Regions from separate parts of the Homo sapiens genome. Here region 1 is linked to region 2. Evidence: chromatin loops called from intact Hi-C (ENCODE). Cell type or tissue: PC-3. All regions are shown on one strand. Links, peaks and the distances in the headings refer to the core of each region. The heading gives the core; the rest is flanking DNA. Region 1 overlaps FAM13A (family with sequence similarity 13 member A). Region 2 overlaps FAM13A (family with sequence similarity 13 member A).

Region 1 (2,924 bases), core at 160-2,659, 97 kb before region 2:
ATGAAAGCAGCCACAGACAATATATAAACAAATGGGCACGGCTGTGTTCCTACAAAACTACTGACAAAAATAGATGGTACGCGGGATTTGGCCTGTGGGCCACTTTGTGCTCACCCAAATTCTAACATCATTCATTTCTTTCAACTTTTTCCTTTGTCTCTCTCTTTTTTTTTTTTTTTTTTTTTTTTTTTTTGAGACAGAGTCTCACTCTGTTGCCTAGGCTGGAGTGCAGTGGCACAGTCTGCCTCCTGGGTTCAAGCGATTTTCATGCCTCAGCCTCCCAAGTAGCTGGGATTACAGGCACGAGCCACCATGTTCCACTAATTTTTGTATATATATATACATTTTTTGAGATGGAATCTTGCTCTTATCCCCCTGGCTGGAGTGTAATGGCATGATCTTGGCTTACTGAAACCTCTGCCACCTGGGTTCAAGCGTTCTCCTGCCTCAGCCTCCCGAGTAGCTGGGATTACAGGCGCCTGCCACCATGGCCCAGCTAATTTTTGTATTTTTAGTAGAGACGCGGTTTTGCCACTTTGGCCAGGCTGGTCTTGAACTCCTGACCTTGTGATCTCCCCATCTCAGCCTCCCAAAGTGCTGGGATTACAGGCGTGAGGCACTGCGCCCGGCCTAATTTTTGTATTTTTAGTAGAGACAGGGTTTTGCCATGTTGGCCAGGCTGGTCTAGAACTCCTGACCTCAAGTTCAGCCTGCCTTGACCTCCCAAAGTTCTGGGATTATAGGCGTGAGTGACTGTGCCCGGCACTTTTGCTTCTATTTTTGCAATCATCAAAGGGCCAACCTTGCACATAAAATTTGCTATTTATTTTAAATTATTAGATCTGACCCAACTGTATCTACATAATTAACTTTTCAAATATGCACAGTCCAGAATACAAAAAAAAATCCTCAATTCCAATGGAAATCAGGAACATTTTATATTCCAATCAAGGAAATACCAATCCACATCTATCATGTAGGTAAATATTTAAGGTTGATAGTGCCCTATGCTTGATAGTTTGTAGAGCAGTTGGAACCTCTATACTTTATTAGTGAAAATACCATTAAATAGAATGTTTTAGAGAGAAATATGGCGACATACACTCTTCCTGAAAATGTGTGGAGACTTTAATATTTCACTCCTACCTACATACCCTGATGAAATGTTAATATAATTTTTTAAACTTTTTAAATTAAAAATTGAACATAATCTAAATATGGGCAAAGGGTACATACATGTGGCATAGTCATAGAAGATAATATCATAAAGCAGTTAGGTAAATATACAGTAGATTCTCATTATGTGTGGTAGTTATGTTCTATAAAGTTGCCATGAACACTGAATTAGTAAATACCGAATCATTGCCCCTAGAGGAAATACAGGTTCCTGTGAGCCTCTGGTCACATTTTTCTCAAATGATCAAGACATAATGTTGTTTTGTGTGTCTTTCTGTGTTTAAATACACCTTATTTAATATACTTGTTGGTTTATTAACACCAAACTCACAACTAACAGTGCTGTAACTCATGCCTGAACAAAGCTTATCTTAAACACCTGTCCTCCACTTATCCTCCGGAAGTCACATCACAGCCTTCTTGTGCTTTAGAAACATTAGACAGCCCTTCAGCATACACTTGGGAACCATTTTAAAGAGGGAAATTATGAACAGAAAGCACAACATGTAAAAAAACATGACTAAATAGAACACGAAAAGGACACCTGTTTACAGGATGACAGCTGTCAAGAAGGAGGGTCATCACCTTATTTGACCTTGGCTGAGAATATGCATTTCTCATTACGTGTATTTTTTGCCTCCTGGCATGTTCACAAATGACTGCAAAAGGACTGTTAAGTATTGACTTTGGGGTTACCAGTACATTTGAGCGCGTAGGCAAATTCACAAATATAGAAGACACAAATAATGAGGACTACTGTACTATATTTTGCATGTTTCAACATAGATCTATCTTAAAAAAACACTGAGGTGAATGAAGCAAGTTGGAGAAGGATATGTACAGCATGATACTTCAACAAATTTATATATAATTTCAGGGATATGTGCACATGTGATAGAAATATAAAAACATTTAGGGAAATGGTAGATACCAACTTTAGGATATGGGTATGTAGGGGGAGAAAAACTAACAACAACAGTTAATTGAAAAGAAAAGTGGTGGCTCAAAGGGCAACACGCAATGGAAATGTTATTAAAAACTATAAATGCTTTTTGAAACTTCAAGGAAAATAATTACATTTTATTGTACTGAAACTCACTTCTAAAGTTTCCAAACAGAGAAGTTAAGATTGATTTTGCCAAGGATGTTAAAATATCAATACTAAACTTGCCTCTGTTTTCTGATCTTGAAAAAAAAGATGATCTGCAGGCAGTTTTTCATTTTTGCTAATTTCTAATCAATAAATATGCTGCTGTGCTTTATCTGCCTTGTCAAACTCTATAATGAATACCCAAACAAAAATTTTTCATGCTGGTCTTAGCACTTCATGAGCGGAGGCCCCAACATTATCTTAAAATCTCACAGACTCCATGCCCCCAAAAACTTATCCTCTTCCCAGTCATCGAGTAAGTGCCTTTTCCTTTGGTTCTCTCCTTGATGAAGGCACGAACCATCCACCCACTTGGATCTGGAAGTCATCCCTCTATGTTTCCTTGCCACTTACCAAGTCCAGCTTTTATCTGTTTACTTTCCTTCCCTACCTATCACTTTAGTTTGGGCCCTTCCCACTTCTCATTTGGATTATAGCTTCCTAACTAGTCTCCCTTTCAATCCACTCTCCCTCTTGCCAGGGGTGATCTGATCTTATCTCCAGATTAAAACTGTTCAGTGGCTTTTCACCTCCTATAGTCTATAATCCATACTCTTTGGTCTCACATTAATGGCCCCAGACTATTTCCGCAGGTTCA
Region 2 (2,924 bases), core at 239-2,738:
AGAGAGTTTCACAGAACAGGGAGTTTGGCTGCAATCTGAGTAAGGGGTGGTCAGCTGCAGGGAGGCTCCAGAGTGGTGGGAGCAATGGGTTGCATGGTTTATCAACCAGGAGTCACTGCTATTTGGTGGGCGGGGAGAGCGAGAGAGAGAGCATATGTGTCAACTCAAAGAGTCATCTAATAAACTGTGTGGACTTTAATTTCATCACATGACTAGAAGTTAGTGAAATATTTGTGGGATGTGCACCACTCAGAACACACATCAACCTTTCTGGCCACTGAAATGTGAGTGCATAATAGTCCCAAATTGACAGCAATCTAAATGTTCATTAAGAAAGAATTAGGTAAATTCCAAAACATAAGGGAATACTATGACAACTACTACAACAGTGGTATAAAGATTAACGTTAGTTGACATGGAAGATGTTCATGACATATTATTTAAATAAGATTAGTAACACAGTAGCATGTATGAATATTTCCTATATGTAAAAATGCATTTTAATTTCTGTGTAGAGATTTCTAAAAGGATGTTCAGAAAAATATCAATGGGTCACTAGGTGACTTTTACTTTTTTTCTTTTTGCCTTTTTGGGTATAATTTTAATTATTTACAAGAAGCAAGTATCATTTTTATGAAACTAATGTTACTTAAAAAAAATTTAAAATTGATGAGGTTATATGCTTCTGTGAAGCTTAACAATGTGATAACGGTGTCATTAACACACCCAGACCCAACAAACAACTTTTAATAAGATATTCCCTTGCTTTACAACAATGGGTTGGCCACCCAAAGAGAGATTACTAAGAGTTTCATTTAAAATCTTTTTTTTTTTTTTTTGAGACTGAGTTTCGCTCTGTCGCCCAGGCTGGAGTGCAGTGGTGTGATCTCAGCTCACTGCAACCTCCATCTCCCAGGTTCAAGCGATTCTCATGCCTCAGCCTCCCTGGTAGCTAGGATTATAGGCACCTGCCACCATGCCCAGCGAATTTTTGTATTTTTATTAGAGACGGGGTTTCATCATGTAGGCCGGGATGGTCTCGAACTCCTGACCTCAGGTGATCCACCTGCCTCGGCCTCCCAAAGTGCTGGGATTACAGGCATGAGCCACTGCACCCAGCCCATTTGAAATCTTTTTAGTAGGGATGAGATAATACCTCTATAGAATGGCTGCAAATTTCCCTGGAGTAATAAGACAAGGGTCTCTTTTCAAAGACTTTTAAAAACCACCACAATTATATTTAATAGCTCCTTGTTTATATATTTTAGGGACCAGTCTATTAGTTGCTGCTAAAACTTATAAATAATATGGTAAGATACTTGTATTATTTGAAACATACTATACTCAATTTAAGAGTGTTTCAAGCTTGCAGGCACCCACTTTACTTAAGTACCAGTGTAAACAGGTCAGCTGATGGGTGTGTCACTGAAGAAATGAATGTTCAGTGTAAACAGTTTGGGGTACAGTACACTCCTCAGGCAGGTCCCACTGAACAATAGCACTAAAGAAAAAGAAAAGTTGTAAACAACTCCCCATGCGCCAAAAAACTCAACAGGTTTGACTTCATTTAACCCAAGCAAAAACTTCTGAACAGTCAACATAAAGTAGCTGCAATCTGCCTAGTTAGATTAGGCAATAGGATGTAGTCACAGAGTGGATCTGCATTTCTTTCATACGGCTGAGAATAATGAGAAGAGTTAACTTAATGTATATGTAAACAGCTGGCTCAATTCAGTCCAAGAAATATTTACCAAACACTTATTGCTTTCTTTGCCTGTGGGAAGTACTTCAGAGAATACCATGGGTAAGGGCAAGATAGCCTCTCCCCTAAAGGAGCTTATATTATGGTATAAATAACATAATTAATAGAATGTTTCTATAAGAAAGATACAAACTAATGCAGGTAGGTCATTGTGTATTTTTGGAGGTAGTCTGTTGTTTTGGGATTAAAAAAATATTATTAGGAAAGACCTCCTAGAGGAGGTAGTATTTGATATAGGATTTAAGGACTGGGTAGCATAATTATTAAACTAGATTTTTCTGGAAATTTTTTTTTTTTTACACAGCACCATCTAGTCATAATGAATCACCACACTAGCACATAATGAATCATAAACTAACATGTAATGAATCACCAAACTAACATACACTCTGCTCTTTTTTTTTTTTTTTTTGGAGTCTCACTCTGTCACCCAGGCTGGAGTGAAGTGGTGCTACCTTGGCTCACTGCAACGTCCACATCCCTGGTTGAAGTGATTCTCCTGTCTCAGCCTCTGGAGTAGCTAAGATCACAGGCACGCACCACTGCACCCAACTAATTTTTGTGTTTTTAGTAAAGACAGGGTTTCACCACATTGGCCGGGCTGGTCTCGAACTCCTGACCTCAAGTGATTCGTCCGCCTCGGCCTCCCAAAGTGCTGGGATTACAGGCGTGAGATACCGCGCCCGGCCCACTCTGCTCTTCTTGATAAGACAAAATATATAATAGAAAATCTAAAAAGATATATTTGTGTGCTGGTATTAGTTTTCTTAAGGCCTCTTCTGACATAATGGGGGGAAAATCACACAGTACAACTCTACATCTTTTACGTCTTCTTTCCTTTTATAATTGAACAGGCAAGACTAAGGCAAGACCTTACCAAATATGATAAATGGTACAATTTGAGCAGCTGTAGCATTCCTGTTACAGACAATGAGCATTAGGCCATTCCTCACCAAGTGGAAGAAACAGTGCCTTTCACTGAGAGAGAGACATAGAAAGGAAAGGCATCTGCTGATTACTCATGAACTATATAAGGTGATCCAAAGTAGACTCTGGGTTTGTTGCTGTGCAGACAGCACTCCCAACTCTAGGATGGTCCTCTATCAACAAGAACACAGCAGACTTCTCTCAATTAAACAAAATGTTCTTCTTTACATTACAA

Evidence for each region. A loop is a pair of places that touch in the nucleus more often than their neighbours do. Peaks named below come from ENCODE experiments on the same cell type or tissue, not always from the same donor. Only the 100,000 strongest peaks of a DNase experiment are listed, where the experiment ranks them.
Region 1: a loop joins it to region 2, with 12 times the contacts of the local background. A loop is called at or near these places in 1 of 110 quality-filtered maps.

Annotation. Positions count from the first base shown.
Region 1 is chr4:88,865,715-88,868,638 of GRCh38, forward strand. The region is part of intron 6 of FAM13A (family with sequence similarity 13 member A); the gene reads right to left. Among named protein-coding and RNA genes, the nearest start is that of FAM13A-AS1, 160 kb to the left of the region's middle. In PC-3, for the core only: no CTCF peak of the experiment used is centred there; a DNase peak (open chromatin) is centred at 1,377; H3K4me3 peaks cover 397 bases; H3K27ac peaks cover 2,334 bases.
Region 2 is chr4:88,962,477-88,965,400 of GRCh38, forward strand. The region is part of intron 4 of FAM13A (family with sequence similarity 13 member A); the gene reads right to left. Among named protein-coding and RNA genes, the nearest start is that of FAM13A, 93 kb to the right of the region's middle. In PC-3, for the core only: no CTCF peak of the experiment used is centred there; a DNase peak (open chromatin) is centred at 1,545; H3K4me3 peaks cover 520 bases; H3K27ac peaks cover 1,857 bases.